Linked DNA regions of Mus musculus: all the other regions are linked to region 3. Evidence: chromatin loops called from intact Hi-C (ENCODE). Cell type or tissue: left cerebral cortex. All regions are shown on one strand.

What was found. A loop is a pair of places that touch in the nucleus more often than their neighbours do. Peaks named below come from ENCODE experiments on the same cell type or tissue, not always from the same donor. Only the 100,000 strongest peaks of a DNase experiment are listed, where the experiment ranks them.
Region 1: a loop joins it to region 3, with 5 times the contacts of the local background. A loop is called at or near these places in 2 of 42 quality-filtered maps.
Region 2: it touches region 3 in a loop (3-fold over the local background); 12 of 42 quality-filtered maps call a loop at or near these places.

Annotation. Positions count from the first base shown.
Region 1 is chrX:21,304,820-21,312,819 of GRCm38, reverse strand. Gm6938 (predicted gene 6938) reads left to right here. Exons shown (of 3, transcript NR_033482.1): 3 at 93-610. Among named protein-coding and RNA genes, the nearest start is that of Gm6938, 26 kb to the left of the region's middle. In left cerebral cortex, CTCF peaks have their summits at 4,348 (motif pointing right) and 6,652 (motif pointing right); a DNase peak (open chromatin) is centred at 4,359.
Region 2 is chrX:20,942,764-20,950,763 of GRCm38, reverse strand. Elk1 (ELK1, member of ETS oncogene family) reads left to right here and starts at 156. Exons shown (of 6, transcript NM_007922.5): 1 at 156-324. In left cerebral cortex, a CTCF peak has its summit at 4,522 (motif pointing right); DNase peaks (open chromatin) are centred at 40, 4,522 and 5,956; H3K4me3 peaks cover 1,365 bases; H3K27ac peaks cover 567 bases.
Region 3 is chrX:20,816,245-20,824,244 of GRCm38, reverse strand. It overlaps a transcript of Araf not described here. Among named protein-coding and RNA genes, the nearest start is that of Gm26065, 20 kb to the right of the region's middle. In left cerebral cortex, CTCF peaks have their summits at 4,002 (motif pointing right) and 4,912 (motif pointing right); DNase peaks (open chromatin) are centred at 4,038, 4,374, 4,889 and 7,057; H3K4me3 peaks cover 926 bases; H3K27ac peaks cover 969 bases.

The sequences.
Region 1 (8,000 bases), 490 kb before region 3:
ATGCAGCAGAATGTAAATAATCATGCCTTTAACAGCTTCATATCTAAAAAATTCTCTAATATGTTGTTTTATGTCCGAATTTTTCATAAAAGTTCCAGTAGCCTTAGCAGTAGACAGACTTGCTGCTCAGCAGATTCAGAAGGCACTGAACATGAACATCTGCATGACTGAACTTCAAGGACCTGAGATTGTGCGACCTTGCAAGACTTGCCAAAATCTCCTTCCCTGAAACCAGTTCCTCTGGCCACATGGAAATCTTCAAATTCCCAACTGGAAAGCCAGAGAATGGAGAACCAGAGACCCCAGTGTTCCATTTACATATACCAATACTATAGAGTAATTATTCCTTCCTTCATGTCCCGGGAACCAAACCTGTGCATTCCATAACTTGTCTATACATCCAATTGTACCTTTCAGCCATATTGTAATGCTCAAATGAGTTTTTGTGTTGAGTCACCTCAGCCTCTGATGAAACATTAGGCTTCTAGAACCCTCAACTGAGGAGTATGTCAAAGAACTGTTAGCCCATCTCCAAGGGTACAAGTCCATCATGTTCATGGCTGTGTCTTTAAAACAACCCTTTAACTATTCCCAAAAAACATTATGACCACATTGTCTGTGAACCAGTTGCTCTACCCTACTCACCACTGAAAGTCAAGATATTTGACAGTACTTTCTTTCTCCAAAGACAGAGTCCCTCTTGTACCTAGGTCTTTCTTTACTGTGTGCATGCTGCCAAGTATGGATAACTCTATCTACAGTAGAACCAAAAGGGTTCTCTGGTGGTATCTACATAGACATCTAGAGACACAACAGAGGACCCAGTCCTCTGTCTCTTGCCAGGATGCCAGTATCACACCATCATACCAACACCCTTTCCTTGACCTGTCTGTCTTCATCTCATGTTGCCAAAATCAAGAGAAATTTAATACTTCATCTTGTTTTCTCCTAAGGATCTGAACATATGGAGAAGGATGAAGTCAGAATAGACATCGGGAGAAGCAATGTCCTTTCTATTTGTGTCTTTGTCTCTGTCTTTCTATATCTGTCTGTCTCTGTCTCTGTCTCTGTCTCTGTCTCTCTGTCTCTCTCTCTCTCTCTCTCTCTCTCTCTCTCTCTCTCACACACACACACACACACACACAAACTTCTCTTTAATAACACAAGTATACTATAAGCACAGAATGGGGTTAGGAGCATGGGATGGAGGGAAGAAGTGATAAAGCCCAATGCCTCAGAATGAAGAGATGTAGAAGGATGGGCTAAGGGAGCGTCTTAGTCAGGGTTTCTATTCCAGCACAAACATCATGACCAAGAAGCATGTTGGGGAGGAAAGGATTTATTCAGCTTACACTTCTATACTGCTGTTCATCACCAAAGGAACTCAGGACTGGAACTCAAACAGGTCAGAAAGCAGGAGCTGATGCAGAAGCCATGGAGGGATGTTTCTTACTGGCTTGCTCAGCTTGCTTTCTTATAGAATCCAAGACTACCAGCCCAGAGATGGTCCCACCCACAAGGGGCCCTCCCTGCTTGATCACTAATTGAGAAAATGCCCCATAGCTGGATCTCATGGAGGCACTTTCCCAACTGAAGCTCCTTTCTCTGTGATCACTCCAGCCTGTGTCAAGTTGACACACAAAACCAGCCAGTACAGGGAGGAAAAAGGGAAAGAAAGATGGACAGATTTGTAAAGTATTTGTGGAATTTCTAGGAATCACAAACCCATGAAGAGAGCTCCAAATTCCAAAAGCAGTGTCTGAGTCCAAGAAATGGGGATGGGTATAGATGAGGGTTAAAAAAGCAATAATGAATCCAGGGTCCCTGTTGTGCTCATAGCTACTTGGGCTGTCTCTGCTTCTTGATGGTGGTAGGAGGACATGATGGAGACAAAAGTCAGTTTTCCACAAGTCCTTCAAGGCAGCTGACTCTTGGTCAAAAACTTCTCCACACCCAGGCAAACGTGGCTGACACAGGAAATCTAAGCTTGTATTTACTGTGGTGCTGTAGATTTTGCCCTGGGACAAGGCATGCCTCAGGGACTGGCAAGAGAGTGCACCAACAGGTAACCTAGACCCTGAAATGCCACAGTACTGTGAGGCTGGCTAAAGACTCCTTCATTTCAATGTTGGGACCAGAGTGACCCTGTATCCACACTTCCTCATCCCCAAACCATCTGAAACAGCACACTTAGGTGTTCTCAGAAACAGGAAAAGAATTCTGCTTGATGGCGGTATTGCTCCATGAACATCAAGGGACCCTTATCCAAGGATCTCTCCTCCTCTGCCCCACTCGGGAAAAAAACAGGCCAACAATTTGCCACAAGACTACAATGTGGCTGAGTCCAATCCTGGATTTTTTTGGGGGCTGGGGGTGGGGAGAAATGATGTGACTTGGCATCTTTTTGAATGGACACTACTGGTTCTTGAGTGTGTGTGTGTGTGTGTGTGTGTGTGTGTGTGTGTGTGTGTGTATCAAACTCAGTTCCTCAGTTCAAGTATTTTTAGTCATTCTACCACAGGGCCAGATTTTTACCCTGAAGATATAAATACCATATGGGAAAACTAAATTGAAAATGCACCACTGGATGCAAATATTGTTAGAAGCCACAGAGATGAAACTTTAGGGAGAAACTGGAATCAGGGTCAACACACTCCCATCGCCCATACCCCAGGAGGAACACACTAACTAGCACATGTTCACAAAATCCTCAGCTAGCATCATGATATGTATACAGAACTTCCCTGGTTGTGCAGATGCCCCATTACTGTGATACTCTGAAAGTCAGATTCAAGGTTAGCTGCCCTCTCCTCCCCCCATGCACTCAGGAGTCTCCTGACAGGGAGAATCATAGGACAGAGAAGAAAATGGGCAGTTGGCACAAGGGAAGCATGGTCATCTTTCCACACAGAGCCTAGGAACAGGAATAGATGTTTACCTGACACGGAAAGGTTCCAAGTTGCACAGAAGACTATGTGGACTATATATAATGAAATCTCCAATATGAGGTCTTTGGATCCATGAGCCACTGTTAGCACTGTTAGCAGATAAGAGAGTGTAGCTGCCAACCAAAAACTTTGTTCTTTTCATCTAAACATCTCAACTTAAGGAGTCCATGGCCCTGGCTTTGATTTCAAGTGGATATTCTGGTTCATTACCTCATTGTGGATGAGTTTGGGAATGGAGGTTCTTTTTTTTTCCTTTGCTGAAAGCTAATGCTCTGGAGGATCCTGGTCATGGGGCATAAAAACATCAAACGAAGAATCCTGATTCCATCCCAGGGGCTGCCTGCCTGCCAGGCCATTGCAGAGGCTACAAACTATCCCTTTGGAACCATCTTGCCACAACCATGGTCTCACCATTATTAACCATCCCACCTATTACCTCACAAGTTCATTGTCAATCATCACTTTCTGAGGATGTCTTTTCTGCAACCTCCCATGTGCAGGTTGTCCTCTGTGCATCATGGTGTCTAGTTGCAAGCATGATTACATTGTACATCCTAGACAAGTTGGCGTGGCTGTCTCTCTTATGCCTACTATCCACCTGATTTGAAGGTGAAGCTTTGTTGTGGCATGGCTAGAAATTGTCCTGCCTATGTCTCACCTTTACAGTTAATTTCCAGGCCAGTGGGTTGTGCCTGGGACCTGATTTTGTTGTTGAACCTTGGCTTCCAGTTTCAAGACAGAGCTCTTCCAGCAAAACTCCTGAAGGACAGCAGAAGAGTGAAGGGAATGAAAAGGAATCCAAAGACAGGAAATACAGAAGACAAGGGGGAGAAAACAAAGCATCCACAACAGGCTGAGCATCTAAGCATGGAAGGAACAGAGGGAATTAAAAGATGTAGGGAAGAAAGGAAGGAAGAAGGGAGGAAGGAGGGAGAGTGGAGTAGAGAGTATGATGAAGAAACTAACGGACTCTAGGTGGCATTTCTGGAGACCCTGAAGCTCATAAACAGAGTCCAGAATCCCATGCGTGCTGGGTGATTCTAAGAAATGTGGTATAGATGCAGATAGGTGCCTTAAAACAGGTCCAAGGCAATTGGGGAGACTCCTAACCTTGACAAAAGCAAGTTACCCACATATCTTCACCCCCAGTTGAATCTAGTACAGTGTTCCTCATCACTGTTTCAAACATGGCTCCTGTGAGATCACAAAGCCCATATTCTGTAGTAGCTGTATTTATAACTAGGAAACCAAACCCTGGCTAACGTCAGAAGAGGCCAGTTAGCTAAAGCTATCTTCACTTGTTCACTGGTTGTCCACTGATTCAGTATTTGAACCAGAATCCCCAAGCATCCTTCACTCAGTCCCAGACCTGCTGAAGAAAGGCATGGAGGTGTTGGTTGGAACAGCAAAGCAGTTCCACTGGATGGCAGTGTAGTATCAGGAATGCCAAGATACCCTTCCCGGTTCATTTTATCTGCCATTCTTGGAGGGAAAACAATTGAAAAAGGTAAACTTAACACTGGAATCCAATATATTTTAGCCATGACTTGGCCCTATTTATGTACAGTATCTTATGTTATAGGTCTAGAAACCATAGATATCTCTGTCTCAGTATATTAAGACACTCCCCAAGAAAGGCAGAGCCCAGTCTCAAGGCATAAAGGCCAATCAGGAAAACTTAATTGGGATCCTCTCCCTAGATGCAAGAGTCAGGAGAAGCCACGGAAACAAACTTCTAGTCAGAGACTTCTCCTGGGACAAAATATAGCACCATGAGTTCAGCCTGAAGCACTCTGTTTTGGCACATGGGTACAGTATCCTCAACACTGTGACCCATGGAAAGTTCGAAACTAAACCCTCAATGGCCTACTACCTCATCCTTGAGACTGTAATGCATAGACAAAAAGAACTCTTCCCCTTTCTCCTGAAGACAACCCTGCCAGTACATTTACACTCTCCATCTCTGCAAAGCTCTGGACAAAGGAAGACTTTTGTTGTTGATTAAACTCCCCAGGTTTTGCTTGTTGTGATTTCTCACTGGCCGGTGGCCAAACACCTATGGACTGGTTTCTGGATTCTATCCACAAACCTTCCAGACAAGGGTCCCAGCCACCATGTCATAAGCAAAGACAACACCCCCCCCAAAAGAGCAGATGCCACAACTCTATGATCCCAGTGCTGCTGATATGCCCATCTGTGCTGTAGCTGAGGGCTGGGTCTCTAAGGGGTTCAACGTCAGAGTCCCCGATGGGCTTAACTTTAGATCAACTGAACTAAGGTCTGCCTGCCATGCCTTCCAGAGGTGAGATGCTTTGCCATGCACATTATGGGGACCTTCTATGGCCTTCCTTCCTCTGCAGAAGACACCTTCAGAATATACCCACTGACATACAAACACCCATACCAGCTCACTTTCAAGTTGAGAATAACCAGAGTCATCCTTCACTACTTACTAAAGATGGTCCTGGCTGTATCCACCATTCCTCTGGTTGATGACAGAGCAGCCTTCCACTTTAGGCAACCATCACATGTGGGGGCACCTTCTTGACCTTGATCCTGGATATTCTCTAGCACTGTTAGCAAGTTGGCCTAAGAAAGAGAAGCCTGAAAGAGGGGTGACCTGCTGGTAAGTCCATTTTGCAGCTAGTGGGCTTGGTCAATGAGGCATTGGTGGTAAAACCAGCCCATATAACACAGGTCTTATCTCTCATCTACTTTCCTAACTTGTCTGAGAATTGCCCTAAGGAAGAACACTACCCTCTGCTCTTTTCACTTACATGCCCAGTTGGCTCAAACATTAAGAACGCCCCACCTGCAACTCACACTTGCAGTCCTGCCCCATACCCTTGGATTGTCCTAAGGATCATGTTTTCTTGGCCAACACCTAGCTTATAGGTACTGGACACTGAAATCTACCCACAGAATTCCTACAGACAGCAAAAGAACAAAGGGAACAGGAAGAAAGTCAAAATACAGAAAAGATGGAAAACAAGGAGAAACATGGAGAAAACAAAACAGAAAGAAAGAGGCTGAGAATGCTAGAATAGCAAGTAGGGTGTGTGGGAGGAAGGAGAGGAGGAAGGGAAGAAGGCAGACTTGGAGGGAGGGAGGGAGGAAGAAAGAAAAGAATGAAGGATGGAGAGACATTTAAAAGACCTCTTGGTGGTATTTCTGAGGACCACTGCACACACCTGCCTGTGAATGGAGACCAGAAGCCCAAGGGCAGGATCTGACTCCAGGAAATAGGGGTAATTACAGGTTAGGGTTCACAAAACAAAATGATTCAACCCAGGGACCCTGTTATAGCTATATGTTGACTTTGCCATGACTCGACAGTGGGAAACTATATGTATATCTGTATGTTAGTCAACAGACTCTGTTCCTCGATGCTAAGTGGATATGAAGGAGTCAAAGGCAGGTGGTTAACACCTGTCCTCCGCACATGCTGACTCCAGGGCAGAAACCTTCTCCCCACACTGATAAACATGGCTGCCACAGGATATCCAAGCCTGTGTTTCTTATGTTGATGTGGTGATTGCCCTGGGTCATCGTGAATCTCAGGTGCTGGCAATGGTGATGCTCTCACCAGTCACCAGAACTGGGCTCAGTGGCGTTCCCTTTCCTTCCCATTTTGGACCAGAGTCCCTATGCATTCTTCACTCTACCCTCAGTCCTGCTTGGTTGTCAGCACACTTGGTTGTCAGCAGGAGCAGGAAAGCAGTTCCACTTGATGGCAGTATTGTTCCAAGAATGCAAAGGGACCCTTTTGTGAGGGTCTCTACCTCTACTTTTCTTTGATGCTGAAAGATAGATAGATAGATGATAGATAGATAGATAGATAGATAGATAGATAGATAGATAGATAGATAGATAGATAGACATAGAAAACGAGAGAGGAAAATGTGTTAATAGATTCCAAAGTGGCTTAAACCAGTCCTCAACAACTCTGGACAGAGATGGACCATGGTGCCTTATTTTATGGACACTGTCTGTTATAGAACCCACAGATTCCTCCACATCACTCTAACACAAGGACATAACCAGGTATCATGGCCTCAGGACCATACAGGAAAACTAAATTGGGAACTGCAAAACTAGAAACAAGAGTCAAAAGAAACAATACACATAAAGTCTTCAGGAGAAACTGGTCCTTGGGCTGAGTACAACTTCCTCCTACTCTACCAAGATATGACTAAGAAATAAGTATAATCTTGATATTTCTGGAGATCCCCAAGCCCATGTACAAAGGCCAGTATCTCACAGACAGTGTCTGATTCCAGGAAAAGAGGGATATATAGAAGCAAGGGAACAAAACCAAGCATGAATACAGGGACCTTACTATATTAGTCAGGATTCTCTAGAGTCACAGTATGTATAGAATGTCTTTCTATATTGAGGGAATTAATTGTGATGACATACAGTCTGTAGTCCAACTAACCCAACAATGGTCAGCTGTGAATTGACAGTTCAAGAATCTAGGGCTGGAATGATGGCTCAGTTCTTAAGAGCAGTGGCTGCTCTTCTGAAGGTCCCGACTTCAAATCCCAGCAACCACATGGTGGCTCACAACCATCCTTAATGAGATCTGATGCCCTCTTCTGAGGTGTCTGAAGACAGCTTTGAGCAAGCAGGGCCAGAAGGAGAGCTGGAGAGATGGCTCAGTGGTTAAGAGCACTGACTGCTTTTCTGGAGGTCCTGAGTTCAAATCCCAGAAACCATGAGGTGACTCAAACCATCTGTAGTGAGATCAGATGCTCTTGTCTGTTGTGTCTGAAGACAGCTACAGTGTACTTACATATAATAATAATAAATCCAGTACTTGCTCAGTCTCACAGGGCTAGTTGTTTCAGCTGGTCTTCTATAGAAGTAGATTCCAACAAATGTGCTGGCAAGTAAATGCAAACAGAGAACCGTGAATCCTCCTTCTTCCAATGTCCTTATGTAGGTCTTCAGCAGAAAGTGTGGTCCAGATTAAAGATGTGTACCACCACACCTGGATCTGGAACTTGTTTTGTCCCAGAATGACCTTGAACTCAGCTATCTCCTTGCCTT
Region 2 (8,000 bases), 130 kb before region 3:
CTATAGATTCAGTTGGCCACCCGCAGTCCATCAATCCCTTTTAAGCCAATTGTGTTACAGCTCTGTTAGTATTCCTCCACCACCCAGGCCCCTGTGCTTAGGATCCTTGGCATTTTGTCCAATCAGCAAGCAGGAGGACGCTTGGCTCCTCCCATGAGAGCCCACGTGAGCGGTGGGGAAACGCAGGGGCGGCTTCTGGTTGCTGCTTCTGCTGTCGCCGCCACCACCGCCGCCGCCTTGGAACCGGGGCCTGGGGGGCGGTGGGGCCTCGTATGGAGCCCCCGCCCCCCGGAGCTGCCACTGCCACCGCCGCGCCACTCGCAGGTGAGCCCAGGCCCACAAGGTGGAGGACCCTGTCCATGACCCCACGTATCCTCACCCCCGCGCAAGGGATGTGGTTTGGCCCAGCCTGCTGGTATTTGGCTCCACTACCATCAACTGATTGCCCCTGTGTGTGCATTGCCTGCTCCTTTTGCCCTTTATAGTAGATCTGAACGTGGGCTAACATCCTGCTGTCTGTATAATGGATCTGTCTGTGAGCTTATGATTTTCCCCACCCCAACTTAATGGACTCGTCCGTGGTCTTGCCCTCCCCAACCCCCACTTATTGGAAACCAGTCTGTTGCATTGTCCAGTCCCCCTTTAGTCGTAGCTGTGTCTAAAGTGTTTCCATTTCCCCTAGCCTCAAATTTAAGGGGAACCTTCTGTGGCTTTGTTTACTGAACCCCTCATGTTTATTGTAGTGAATCAATCTGTGGCACTGTTCCCACTTAAGACACCCCATTGTTTGTTCAACAGTGAGTCCACCTAAGTTTACATTATTGCCCCCCTTGAGTCCCCAGTGCATAAGCCCATGACTTTATCCACCTCCTCCCATTGCCCCCATCTTACTGTGAATTAGTTTGCATGCTTGCATTCATATTCCTCTAGTTATCACCGCCCTAACTTTTCTCCCTTATTTGTAGACTCCAGTCTTTGAGCTGCTTCCTTTTAACAGTGGGTCAGTTTGGTGCTTTGCAATTTTTATTTTCATTTTCAACAGCCCAGTCTATGGCCTTGTCCTATCCTTCACTTTAATTAATTATTATGTGATGGCTTTTCTTCTCTGCGGTTGTATAGGTATCAGCTTAAACCACATCTCACTTTTGTAATGAATGAGTCTGTTCAGAAGCCTTCTGCCACCCCAGTGTTTACAGTCTCTCAAATCCTCAGAGCTTGCAATCCCTCCCCAAAGGGGATAGATAGGCTTTGTACTTTATTTCCCTCCTCCTCCTCCTATGTATTGGGTCAGTCTTCTCTGCCCCCATCTCCTAGGAAGTCCTGTGTACTTGTAAAACCCAGGGACTTTTAATATATGCCATGTTCCTCATAAACTCTCTTTTTGTTTGTTTGTTTTTTGTTTTGTTTTTGTTTTTTGTTTTTTTTTCAAGACAGGGTTTCTCTGTATAGCCCTGGCTGTCCTGGAACTCACTCTGTAGACCAAGCTGGCCTCGAACTCAGAAATCCGCCTGCCTCTGCCACCCAAGCGCTGGGATTAAAGGCGTGTGCCACCACTGCCCAGCCCTCATAAACACTCTTAGCCACTAGGCATTTTACTTTGCTATAGTTCTCAACTATAGTAGTGGTACTATTGCTAATGACAGTCGGATCTAACTTTATACTTTACACTTGCTGTGTACCAGGCAGTATTCTATAGTCTCCAGCTTGCTTATAGTCTCCAGTCTTCATCATAGCCCTGTGAGACAGATAACTGAGAAAACTAGGGCATGTGGGTTCACAGATGGCCCAATAACTACTTAGATAGGGGAACACTTTTGACATGCCCCTCTCTCACCTCATTGCATCCCATATGAGGGCACATTCCTTAACAGCCAAATTAGTTTCAATCACCCAGCTTTTGTTTCTGCTGTTCTTTCTGACAACAGAGCTGTCTCCATTCTACTCTGTTCTCAGGACCCATCAGCTCAAGTCCTAGCAGTGGTGTGACTTTACATGAATGACTTAACTACTTTCTTCCTGTACTGGGCTAAAATGGGGGAGTCAGAACTATAGCCTTTCCAGTGTGAAAAAAATGTGTGGGTTAAACAAGTCACCTCACTGACCTTATCTCTTTCATCTCCACATTTCAGATCCATGCTATAGCCATGCTAACCTCACTGCTTCTCAAAAACAGCCGGTACAGGCCAGCCTCAGGGCCTTTGCATTAGCTCTTCTTTCTCCATTAACACTACTCCCACATCTCTGTATGGTAACTTTCAAGGTACTGTACACTTGCCATACCCAAAGGAATTTTTTCACTACCCTGTGCAGGGAACACACTAAAGATATTTGTAAGAATGTCATTTGATTTGTGAATAAAATGAGCGTAAAGGAAATGTGATGTTGGTGATATGAAAAGGCACAAATAGAAAAGATGTTTCAGAGAGTGCTTTCATGTCTTTGCATCTTGGGTAGTGTAATTTTAGTAAAACATGTATTTGTCACACTGGTGCTTGGGATATAATGTATAAAGGTATATACATAAAAAGGTTTCAAATATCATTTTTTGTATCAAAGTAGTCAACACCCACCTCTCTTTGACTATCTGATTTTGTATACCGAGCAGGGTTCAGATCTCTTTCCTGCTTGCTTTGGCCCTTTATACTCTGTCATGGTTAGACATGCTATATAGCTTATATAAATAGATATCTGTCTATCCTCCTCAGAATAAACATCCTATGGGAACTTACAGGCTTTATCTGCCCTTCATGTAAAAATATACCTCTGTACAGTAGGTGCTTGGAATAATCTGCTGCACAAATTAACTTGGGGGGTGTAGTATCTAGACGATGAATGATGGCTCACGGCTATATATTTCCAGCATGGAAGACCAAGAGAGAATTTACAGGAAATAAAAACTAGCCTGGGTGACATAGCGAATTCCAGACCAACCTGAACTACAGAGTGAGATGCTGTCACAAAACTGACAATGAAAATTGTATCCCAGACATCACCAAGGGGAGTGCAGATAAAAAAGGGAATGTAGGAATTAATTAAGATGTCAGTTACGACTTTTTAAATATTTAACAGCTATTTACTAAGCACCTAGTGAGTACCAGGCACTTATTGTAGATGCTGGAGATATAGAGAAGCAAAACAGGCAGAAATCCCTGTACATAGAAAGCAGGCAGGCATTACTAAAAGTGAGGGAGACAGACTGTATAGATAGGTAAAATGAAATACCACATTATACAAAGGCTAAGGAACAGACATGAAGTGGGGCAAATAGGACTAGAGTATCAAGGTATTTGAACTCTTAGAGACAAGGCATGCTACACTTGGAAATGTGACTCATAAGTTAAGGCCTGAAAGAAACAAAGGAGTAAGCCATATTGTGTAAAGGAAGAATGTACCAGAAAGAACACTCAATGCAAAGACCCTGAAGCCCAGATTATGGCTACCATGTTCAAAAGCCAGTGTGACTGGAAACAAGTTGAGAGGGAGGGATAGAAGTCAAGGTCATAGAAATTATGGAAGCCAGATGGTGAAGTCGTACAGAAAGTTAAGGGGGAGGGAGAAGGATGCCATACAACCTAAGGGCTAATGTTTATTGCATTTCTAGCATGTGCTACAGACAGTTTTCTAAGTACTTTACATATATAGAGACACATTGAGTCCTCATTTTTAAAAAGTATTTTTTGATTTGAGAGTAAGATACCCTATTTTACAGATATAGAACAAGGCATAGAGAGGTTGAACAACTTGCTCAAAGTCACACAGGCAGAACAGGGCAGAGTATGAGGCTGTGAAGATCAGCACAGAACAACTTTGCAAGAACAAACAAGTTACTCCATGCATTGGATCGTGCAGAGGAAAAACTCTACCTGGCAAGAAACATTATGGCCTCAGGTAGACACTTTAGAGCTTTTATATATGCTTTTCTCTTTATCAGAATTATCCTTCCCATGGACATCAATATGACTTGCTACCTCCCCTCCACCAAACATCGCTTCTTCAGGGAAGTGTCCTACTTGTCACTCTGGGATCTTGCCTGTTTATGTTTTCTTTGAGAACTGGCCTTGATTGGCTAGGGGTGCTCAGTTTGACTGCCAGCATCCAGCAGCTCCTCCAAGGGTGAGACCTTAGGCAGGTTACTTAACATCTTTCTCCACACTTCACTCACTTGTCTGCAAAATGGGAAGCATAATACAGTCCACCTTTTGGAGGGTATTATTATTTTGTTTTCTTCCTTTTTTTTGAGACATTTCTTACTGCCCTATGAATGTGTGGATTATAATATGCAAGGGCTCCTGTCTGTTGTGTCCTAAGCTGTTTTAAGGCACCCAGAGAATGAGGTGAGGAGTGGAAAGAAAGCCTTCTGGGAAGGGCAGGTAACTAGGATTCCTGGTAAGGCCTGTGTGGGAAAAAAAAAAAGCAGCAATCAAATTCAGCCTGTCTCTTTGATAAGCTAGTAGTTGATCAGATTTCACTCAGCTGCTGGGTTCTGGCATAGCTCAGAGGAGGCGGTGAAATTGCCTGTTTTTGCCACTAGGGGTCACACTGCACTCTATAGGCCTCTGAAAGAATCTGGTGTTGGGAATATTTAGTCCCTTAGAGCTGGGGGGGGCGGGGGCGGGACTCTGATCCACTGTCCCTCGGCACTCTAATTTGGACAGCTGCCTAACACTGTTTCTGCTAAAAGAACCTTGAACTGGCTCAGACATATGAGGATCATACTATAATTTCATGCAGATTAAAGAATAAAGCTATAAATCTAAATCATAGGTTCTTCAAAACCTTAAAAGGTTTATTCTTAATCCTTAATCCAACAATCCGAGCCAGGTGGACAGCTGGTTGATTAAGTCCCATCCTTGCAGGGACTTAAGCAGGTTCAGTGTTAGTTCCAGTTTGGTTATAGGAAAGGGTAATGGTAGGATAACAGGTGAACAGTGAACATCCTTCTAATGAGGTGATAATTTGTTTTGCTTTTTTTATTGAACATAGATTTCTCTCTATCCCCATAAACTGTAAGATATCTATAGGTATAGATATCTACCTATAGATATCTTACAGTTTGCCCCCATCTGTATTCCTCCCAGTTCTTTCCCACCTCCCCTCCCATTAGAAAACAAACAGGCAGCAGGGTAGTCATGGTGTGGTACAGGCCTTTAATCCAGGGCAGCCAAGAGGCCCTGTCTCAAAAAAACAACAACAAAAAGCCAGGCAGTGGTAGCAAGTGCCTTTAATCCCAAATCTCAGGAGGCAGAGGCAGGTGGATCGCTGAGGCCAAGGCCATCTTGCTAGTTTCAGGACATCCAGTACTATACAGACCCTGTCTCAAAATAAAAACAGGAAGGAAAGAAAGGAAAGGAACAGAACAGGCTTCTAAGAGATAATAATAAAATATAATAAAAGAAAAGAAAAAGAGCCCAAGAGAAGGCCCAAGAAACAGACCCATTCATTTGAACACTAGGGAATCCCATAAAACACTAAATTGGAAGCCATAATATATACACAAAGGATCTGATGCAGGTGGTTAAATGCTCAGACTCCTGAAACTGGTCATGGTGACCCATGCCAAGTATCTCAGTACTAGGGAAGTGGAAGCAGGTAAAACAGGAGTTCAAGGTCATCCTCAGCTGGATGGCAAGTTTGAGGCTTTCCTGGGCTATCTAGACCCTGTCTCTAAAAATAAATAAATAACAAAACCACTTAGACCCCTGAAGGGTGATACTTGGGTCAAATGCAGGAACTGTCACAACAGTGAAGTCACTTGGACATCTTTTCCCTTGTGTAAAATTAGTGATATTGTAATAAGAATATCTCCTTTCCAAAAGGAAAAAAATGCCTATTTTTCTGAGTTGGGATGAGAGATAAGTGAGTCAGTGCCTATAAAAATAACAGCCCATGCCTTTATCTAAAACCCCATAGACCAGTTATATTTCAGAATTGTGAATTTTTCAGTTTAGAAAGGTAGCATGGTGCACATATGACATGTTACATAACACCTTCAACCAGCTCTGTCACCAGCTGCTTTTAGATCGCTGCACCAAAATGTATGAACAGTCATACTAAGCAAAGATCAATAAAAACCAGAATGGGCCTTGCTTTCTTTCCAATCATGTTTTGTTGCCAAAAGAACTAAAAAGAAGCCTTCGTTCTTAGACTGTTTTGGATTAAGGAATAGCAGAAAAAAAGATTTGTGAACAAATTAGAAAATATTTATGTAAAGTTTATAACCCAAGCATGTTAAATTTAAAATTCACATAATAATAATGATACATGGTCTCTATAGATAAGTATATTACTATCCCTGTTTCACAGATGAGAAGATTTGTAATACAAAATAAGTATAATGAATTGGCCAAAATCCCACAGCTAATAACTAGCAGATCCAGGATTTAAACCATAAAAGTCTAACAGTTTAGGTTGATTGTGCAGTAGGCAAGATGGCTTTCTGCTTAGAGCAGTGCTTCACATAAAGAGTAAATACATACTTGTTTTTAAAAAGGCTCATAGCCAACCATTGGATTGAGCACAGGGTTCTCAATGGAGGAGCTAGAGAAAGGACTGAAGGAGCTGAAGGGGTTTGCAGCCCCATAGGAAGAACAACAGTATCAACCAACCAGACCCCCCCAGAGCTCCCAGGGACTAAACCACCAACCAAAGAGTACACATGGAGGGACCCATGGTTCCAGCTACATATGTAGCAAAGGATGGCCTTGTCGGGCATCAATGGGAGGAGAGACCCTTGGTCCTGAGAAGGCTCAATGTCCCAGTGTAGGGTGGAGAGGCGGGGTGGGGGGTGGGGAAGCACCCTCATAGAAGCAGGGGGAGGGAGGATGGGATGGGGGTTCCCAGAGGGAAAACTGGAAATGGGGATAACATTTGAAGTGTAAATATATAAAATATCCAATAAAAATAAAAAGAAATTAAAAGGCATGGGTTCCGGGTGAAGCTCTGTGATAAATCTTGTACTTAACATGCATAAGTCCCTGGATTTGATCTCTAGCACTACAGAAAGAAGTAGCTGCCTTGTTTGCTGGGGTGTGTGTAATCTCAGCACTTGGGAAATGGAAACAATAGCATCAGGAACTTGAGGACAGCTTGAACTACATAATACCCTATCACAATGCAGCAGCAACAATGGCAAAAAGAGAGAGAGAGAGAGAGAGAGAGAGAGAGAGAGAGAAGATTCATGTGGCCTCATCCTTTCCTGTGGATCTAAAGGCCTTTAATGGTTACTTCAGTGATGCAGGGTCCATGTTCCTGAAAACAAACCTTCACCATGGCCTTGTAAGCAACTCTACTAAAATTCATTGGATCACAAAAAAGTCATAATATACAAAGAAGCCTAGTTGGGAAGAGGAAGATAATCAGTGGGAAGGGAGGGGAACGGGATAGGTTAATGGAGGGAAATTTAATCAAAGTCATTATATTAGAAATGGTATAATGATGGCGCACGCCTTTAATCCCAGCACTTGGGAGACAGACACAAGTTGATTTCTGAGTTCGAGGCCAGCCTGGTCTACAAAGTGAGTTCCAGGACAGCCAGGACTACACAGAGAAACCCTGTCTCGAAAAAAACAAAAACAAAAAAAAAAAGAAAGAAAAAGAAATGTTATAATGAAACCCATTATGTATAAATAATAGAAACCCACTATGTATAATTAATATATGCTCATCAAAAAGAAAAAAATTTAAACGCTTAAACCGTACAGGAACAATCCCAGGTTAGAAAAATTGGGGGATCAAGGAACAGAGAAGAGTACGTATTCAGATTCAGGAAGGCTTCATAACGCAAAGGACTTTTCAGTGGGTCCTCTTCGTCGTTTTTAGAGGACGACTGCTCAAAGAGGAAAGGAGCTCCATGTACAGTGAACAGTACTTGCAAAGGGCTACCAAAAGGCACATCCTAGAAAAGTTGATAGGAAAGGGGAGAGAGAGAGAGAGAGAGAGTTAATGTGAGTTAAGTTATGGATATTACACTAGTTTTCTAGTCCCGCTATATAATTTATTCT
Region 3 (8,000 bases):
ACTATATGCCATGAGCGAACTACATAGATGACCATCCTGCTGGTGGCCTCTGATATCACTTGTCATAATTTTAAAATTTGTTCTTTAGAGAGCTGGCCTCATAGGTTCAAACTCATCAACTTTCAAAGTAGCTGAGATCATAGGCAAGTGCCAACATACCTGATAAAATTAAACTTTGACTTTAAGGATGTGGTTAACATGCAGCTGTAACGACATAGAAAAGGGTTTCATGGCCTTCACCAGATTTCCTCCACTGATCACATCTGCTAGAGATGCACTCCGATGTAACAGCTCAGCCCCAAAGGGCTCTTCTACTGCCCTGACTCAGGACCACAGTCATGACCTTTATGTACTTCCCATCTGTGTCCTCAAGATCTGGCACTAATCTGCTCTATCCCTCAAATTCTGTCATTAAAAGACTGCTATATAAATAGAAATATAAGCCGGGCAGTGGTGGCACACACCTTTAATCCCAGGACTTGGGAGGCCGAGGCAGGTGGGTTTCTGAGTTTGAGACCAGCCATCCAGGGCTACAAGAAACCCTGTCTCGAAAAAAACAAAACAAAACAAAACAAAACAAAGCAAAAAAAATATATGATACATTATTTTGTTTGGGCAGAGAGGATACCATGTAGCCCAGGCTGCCTTAGATCTAGTTGTGTAGCCTAGGCTCAAACTAGAACTCATCTGGCCTTCCACATCCCAAGTGCTAGGATTAGAGGTATGGACCACTAGGCCTGGCCACATGTGTGCTCATCCAGATTTGGCTTTTTCCACTTAGTTTTGAAAGATCCTGACAGAATGTAAAAGGTCACAGAAGCCCTGAAATTGGCAAGATAGACATCAGTGTTAGCAGAACTAGCTTCACTGATTTGGAAAAATAGAGGTGCACAATGCTCTGGCCACTCCTAGAACCCATGTGTCTGCCAATGTTCTGACCGTTCCTTGAACCCAGGTGTGTGCCCACTGCTGAAGTTCACTGGTAGGTGTTTGTGATATTGGTTGCTGGGGAAGAGTTGGAAAATCTCCCCAGCAACCACAGCCGGGCCAATCTGGAGTTGCTTCACCTACACCAGACTCTTTCCTTGTACCCCTCCCATACCCATTTCTTGAGAATAGACATTGTTTAGATCTGGAAATCCCCTACTCTCCCCCCTTCTCTTTTCCCCCCTGAGGGCCTATAAAAACTGGGACCCCTTTCCCCTTGGGGTTGACTCCTCTACCCCTGCATGGGATATGAGTCGCCCCCAGAGCTCTGGCTTTCCCCAATAAAGCCTCATGTGGTTTATATCAAGCTTGGTCTCTCGTGAGTTCTTGGGTGTCTGCTATTGTCCCAAGGCCTGAGCGAGGGGCTCCTCTCGGAGTCTTTCAGTTTAAAGCCTTGAAAATTCATCTAAGTTATTCCATTGTATCAATATTTTCTTACCTATAATTAATTTCCTTTAAAAAAAGACTGATTCTTATTTAGCTTAGGCTGGCTTTGAACTCTAGTGAACAACTCTATAGTAGTACCCAAAGATGACCTTGAACTATTGCCTTCACCTGTTGACTGCTGGCTGGGATTGCAGATGTGTGCTACTATGCCTGACTGTTCCTTTTTATCACTGGGTGCCATTTCATGGTAGGATACACCATGGCTTACCCACTCATGTGACTATGGAAGACAAGATGCTTCCACTTTTGTTATTAATAAAGTTGCTATGATCGTTCCAGTAAAGTTTTCAATGTGACTGGGGGTATTCATTTCTAGGATAATTACCTAAGACTGTAACTACTACACTGTAGGAAGTTATGTATTTTGTTACAACGAAACTGACTTTCTTTTTTTCAGAATGTATTATTTTTTAAAGTAGTTTTTTATTTGTTTGGTTTTTTTTTTTTCAGTTTTTTGAGACAGGGTTTCTCTGTGTAGCCCTGGCTGTCCTGGAACTCACTTTGTAGACCAGGCTGGCCTCGAACTCAGAAATCCACCTGCCTCTGCCTCCCGAGTGCTGGGACTAAAGGCGTGCGCCACCACGCCCGGCTTGTTCGTTTGTTTGTTTTTGTTTCATCTGTACTTTAGCAGGACTAGTGCTCACTCTTCATGGTGTAGTCAAATATAAAATAAATGTTAAGAGCTGGGCATGGTAGTGCACTCTTTTAATCCCAGCACTTGGGGAGGCAGAGGCAGGTGGATTTCTGAGTTCGAGGCCAGCCTGGTCTACAAAGTGGGTTCTAGGACAGCCAGAGCTATACAGAGAAACCCTGTCTCGAAAAGACAAAAAAAAAATGTTAAAGAACTAAGTAGTGGTTGTAGAACCCTGTAAATGTTTTGCTTCCGTGTATACATGTGTACTACCTCTGTGCCAAGTGCTCATGGAGGCCAAAAGTTGGAGTTACAGAGGGTTGTATGCTATGTGTGCTGGGAAACAAACCTGAATCCTCTGGAAGAAATGCCAGTCCTCTTAAACCCTGAGCTATCATTCCCACTCCATAATTGGCCATTTAGTAATAAGTCGAGCTTGCCATTGGCCAAAACCAGAGATGATTAACCTTTTATCACATATCTCTGAGATTATTACTTCCTGCACTTGAGATTAGCGCCTATACTATATATAGTGTCTTTGACACTCACTCAAACTCATAAGAGATCTACCAATCTGTAGGTGTCAGAGACATCCTGTCTGTGGCAGGAGAGGTTATTGCAACCTACTTTTTTAAAAATGAGAATTAAAAAATCATTTAATAATGAATAAAATTGCTATTTTACAAAAGAGGGAAAGTTTTGGACAGAGAAGGAATTGGTAAATAAGACATTAGGTTGTTTCAGAACTAAAAATAATGCTAAGGAATCTAACCTTTCTTTTTTTTATTAGATATTTTCTTCATTTACATTAACCTACTTGACCATACTCTAGTTATGTGCCAACCACCAAATTGACATAGCGGGCACAATGAGATGCATAGTGATAATAGTGGGGAGGAGACACAAGGTTTCCAAACCAAACCAAAGCCCTAAAAGAAATGAAAAGAAGATGGAAGGAAGAAGGAAGGGAGGGAGAGAGGGAGGGAGGGAGGGAGGGAGGGAGGGAGGGAGGGAGGGAGGGAGGAGGAGTATAACTAACTCTCCCTTCACTCGGCAGCTGGCAAGATTACAGCTCACCTGTTCTGTTGTTTTTCTTTTAAATTCTATAAAATAGTCCTTCAGCTTCATTCTCAGTCTGATTTAAAATTCTTTTTGTTGTTGTTTGTTGTGTTTGTTTGTTTGTTTGTTTGAGACAGGGTTTCTCTGTGTAGCCTTGGCTGAAATTCTTTTTATTAAGAATCCAAATGGGAGTCCGCATTTCCCCAGTAACACTGTATCAAGTAAAACTGTGAGAAGACATATTTGTGTGTGTGTGCGTGTGTGTGCGCGCACATATGCTTTCCTTGTGTTAACTACTCTTGGCTAAAGGGTGTTAGCCATGGCCCTTTATAAAGTGCAAGAAAGGTTGCACCCCCTTTTCTATCCCCAGACTTACAACAGGTCTTCTGCGGTCCCTAACTGCACTTGAATGTGATGTGGCCCTGTCTTCCTCCCCAGAGCTCTTCTTATACCCCTTTGCATCTCAGTGGTCAAGGAAATCGACACATATGATTGTGTAGACAGATAAATGAAGATGACCTAGCTAGCCCAGTTGATAGAAATGGGAAAATATGTGTGGATCCCAAGTTTTTGTGAGCTCCAATCAAGTATCCACGTCCTGAGACCTAAAATGTCCCAGTGACTCAGTGTCTTAGCTGGAACCCCTAGCCTCGGTGTTAATAGGTTCCTTTCCCTCCTCTCGGTAGCCGCACAGGTGAAGTGGCCCTACTGTTTACATCTGTAGGGTCCCTAGAGCAAGCAGCAGCTCGGTGCTTTCTGGAATCAACCTTCACTTTTGTCTACTGAGGGTCATGTCTCTTGCCTGGAAATCCGTCCTGTGGGGTTTGGGTCAGGTCATACAGTCTTTGGCCCCAGGGTGGCAGCAGAGATAGTCTGTCTGGTCCAAGCAAACAGAGGCAAGCAGAGGCGTGGCAAAGCATGATTTGCTGGATGATGAAATGTTAACTGTTTCCCACTTGGAGTGATTTCCTAGCGGATTTGTGCAGCACCGGGGGCAGTGTGTGTGTGTGTGTGTGTGTGTGTGTGTGTGTGTGTGTGTGTGTGTGTGTGCGTGTGCATGTGTGTGCAGAGTAAAACCCAGAACTAAACAGGGTTGGACTTGAGAAAAAGAGGAAAGGGGATGCAAAATGGATGAATAGGGAGGGGTATTATCTGGTTGAAAAGGACTTGGGGAGGAGGCTGGTTCCTAGCACCAACAACTCCCTCTGCTGGCTCTTAAAAACATTGTCTTGCCATCTGAGATGCCATCTAGGCATTTATTGGGACATGAACCTAGGACTGGCAAATCCCTGAGCCCAGAGTGTTCTGGACCTCCCTCACATCCCAATTCCTCTGCCTGCAGCTAGGCGAATGGAGTCCATGACTCTTCAAGCGCCACAATCACCAACCCAAAATTGTTCTGTTCTTTTTGGCAGCTCCTCTTAGAGCCAGAAAGCAGAAGGTACTGCTTCATTGCAGAGGCTTCAGTCCGGAGATTTCCAGGGGCTGCGGCAGGTCGAGATTAACTCCCACGGCCGCAGTACCCACAGGGGCTTGTATCATGAGCCCTGCTGGCCAGCCATTCCGGGCTCTTCTGTCTGCCTATTCTCTCTAGGCCTAGCAACACCAGCTAGTTCTGCAAGAGTGCCCGCGGGAGATGACTCTGAAATTAACACGAGGGAGGGCTCGACGAGGCAGGGGAGGGAACGGCCAGGAGAAAGCCCAGGAGATGCAAAGTGGAGAAGGGGGGCGGGGAGAGAAAACCAGAACTGATGGTTGTAGCATGAACGCCAGGGGGTGCCAGAGACCGCCTGAGGCCAAGGCCAAGGTCTGCAGCATGATGGCGTCCCCACGCAGTCCGCAGTCCCAGGGAGGGGCTGCCTCCCTACCGCGCATTGCAGTGGTGGCTACAGTTCTGCCTGCCTAAGCGCCATCATCAGGATCTAGGTTTGCTACGTGGACTAATCATCTGTTCCATTTCCCACCTCTTAGTATCTTCCCCATCTTCTTTTCCATCCTCATCCTCTCTTAATCAATATAAGTAGATAGATGATAGATATTAATTGAAAGGTATATGTTTAAAGGTACTTGTATTTTCTGTAAGAGGAAACATTTGAATTCAAATATTGTATGGGAAAGTGTGGACTAAGAAATTAAGGAAACCTATAGATGGTTTCTCTAAAATGTTATGAAACCATCAAAAATATTACTGACACAACACAGAAAGATTAATTTAAATCTAATCCTGTAACAGGAGAGACTAAGGCAGGAAGATCACAAATTCCTGGCCAGGCTGGGCTATATGTAGTATAGTGAGTTCTAGGCTGACCTAAGCTACAGTGACCCTGTCTCAAAAATCAAATAATAATGAAAAGAGAAGACAAAAAAAAAATTCAAACTAAAAAACAAAAACAAAAAACAAAAAACAAAAACCTTTTGTAGATGTGGAAGTACTTTCCCATATTTTGAAATTGGTTGAGTGTAGATGAACTGATATTCAAATGAAGTATGATCCTCCCTTTGTTTACAAAAGAAGAGATACAAGCTGCAACTTGGTTGTTATAGGGGCAGGATTTGAGGAAAACATTAGGGTTCCCCATTAAACCTCAGCTGTCAGAGAGACACATCTGTTTCCTTTCTACTTCTACCCAGGCATTCCATCTTTTGACCAACAACGCTCATCTTTTAGCCCCTTCTCAAATCTAAAAATCCTAGGCCTCCTGATCTCCTATTAATATTTCTCTGCTGAAAAAAAAAAAAAAAGCTAAGAATTGCGGGGCAGTGGTGGTGCATGCCTTTAATCCCAGCCTTTGGGAGGCAGAGGCAGGCGGATTTATGAGTTTGAGGCCAGCCTGGTCTACAGAGTGAGTTCCAGGACAGCCAGAGCTACACAGAGAAACCTTGTCTCAAAAGAAAAAAAAAAAAGCTAAGAATTTCTCAGTCTAATAAATTGGCCAAGTCTATTCACACCTGGCACTAGAAGCCAGACATTTAGACTCCAGTTTACAGGTTCCTAGAAACTACACACACACACACACACACACACACACACACCATACAAATGTATCAGACAAACGAGGCAGATTTCCACTCCAAGTCTGTGATTCCTACTAGGGAGCTTCAGAGCACCTATGCATCAAGGCTTTTGGCGTGATAGATGGAACTTAAAGAGACCCAGATGATATGGGCTAGGCACAATTTGGTGCCCAATACATCGTTGTGAAAAAAAAAAGACACTAAACTGGCACTGTGGCAAGCATGGTTGCACTACCTGTAGTCCCAGCTACTCAGTAGGATGAGTTCCTCGAGACAATCTGGGCCATACTGAGAGTGCATATCACACACATGTGCATGTGTAACACCTCCTCCCCAACTAAACAAGCACCAACCACTTCCAGGGATTTCCTAAGCTAGTCCTTTCTATTTGATCACTTGACTCTATGTGGGTGAGGGCACTGGACCAGGGAAGGAATCTGCTTTCGCACTGCTCCCCCCACTCCCACCCCCTACCCCCCCCCCCCCACAGAGGCACAGAAGGGAAACCTCAGCAGACAACACCATGTAAGAGGAGGAAGTTTCGGCATCTTTCACCCAAATGTGGAGGAGCATTCTATCTTGGTCCTTTGGACTGAAAGGGTGATGGAAAGAGTGTCCTATCTCTTGTATTCTCGATGCACAGCTCTGGTTGCAGACGGACTGAGGTCTATGTCTGTCAAAACTGCCGAACAAACTTGTCCTTTTCCCCCACCCCACATGCCTGGTTGGCCTGGCGTCAGAGAGGACCTGGCAGCAAGATGTTGGAGGAGTGGGGGTGAGAAGTGGAGCCACCCTGACTCATTCCTGTCCCTCTTCTTCTGCTCAGGAAAGTGTTGGCCTCTTTTGTTCTCTGCACCTGGCATGGCCTCTCTCTTCCAATTTGTCACCATGACTTGAGTCAATGGAGGCATGAGTCAGGATCTGGAACTGACTCAGGCACGGAAGGGAGGGGGTGGACCTGTCTACATTACTTCCTGTCGTTGTGCCAAGCTGCAGGGCACAAATAAGACTTGTGCCTTCAACCACTACACGTGTCTAGGAGGAGGGCATCAAAGGGACCAGGAAATGACAACTGTCATTTTCCCTACTTCCCGAATCTATCTGCCGCAGCTATTTTTGCTGTATGTCCTAGGCCACCCTGACACCCAACCACATTGCCCTAGTATCTGGAAGGATTTCTCACTCACTTCACCCATGCTGTTCATCAGAATCTCAGGATGCATTAGAATGGGAAATAGTGTGCTTTAGAACCAAGAATACATGACAGTTCTCCAATTGTCAAAGCTAAGGTAGAAATGGCAACTTGAGAGCCATATATTAAGTGGAGGAATCTACTTTCTGATCATGGTTGTATCCTCCCACTCTGTTTCTCCATCATTTTTAATATGGTCCTCCAAATCTATAGGTCTCATATCCATACTTCAACCAACTATGGGGTGAAATTTGGGGAGGTTGTTTTGTTATTGGTTTTAGTTTTTCTTTTGAGACAGGTTCTCACTGTGTCTCTCCTGCTGTTATGGAACTTGGTGTATAGATCAGGCTGGCCTCAAACTCAGAGATCTGTCTGCCTCTAGAATTATATGTATGTGGCACCATGGTTAGCTGCAATGTCCATTCTTAACTGCTGAGCCATCTCTCCAGCCCAGCAAGTATTTTAAAAACGTATTTATTTTTATTTAATGTGTATATTTTACCTGAATATATATATGGAACAAGCAAAAAAAAAACTTATTCTAAATTCATTTCATTTTCAGACTCCATTTAGTCAGAAGGAGAAACTAAATGCTAAGTCCCAGGCCCCAGGGACTTCCCAGTAGCCGAACAGCTACTGTTGTAAGGAAACGATTGTCTGAGTGCAGAC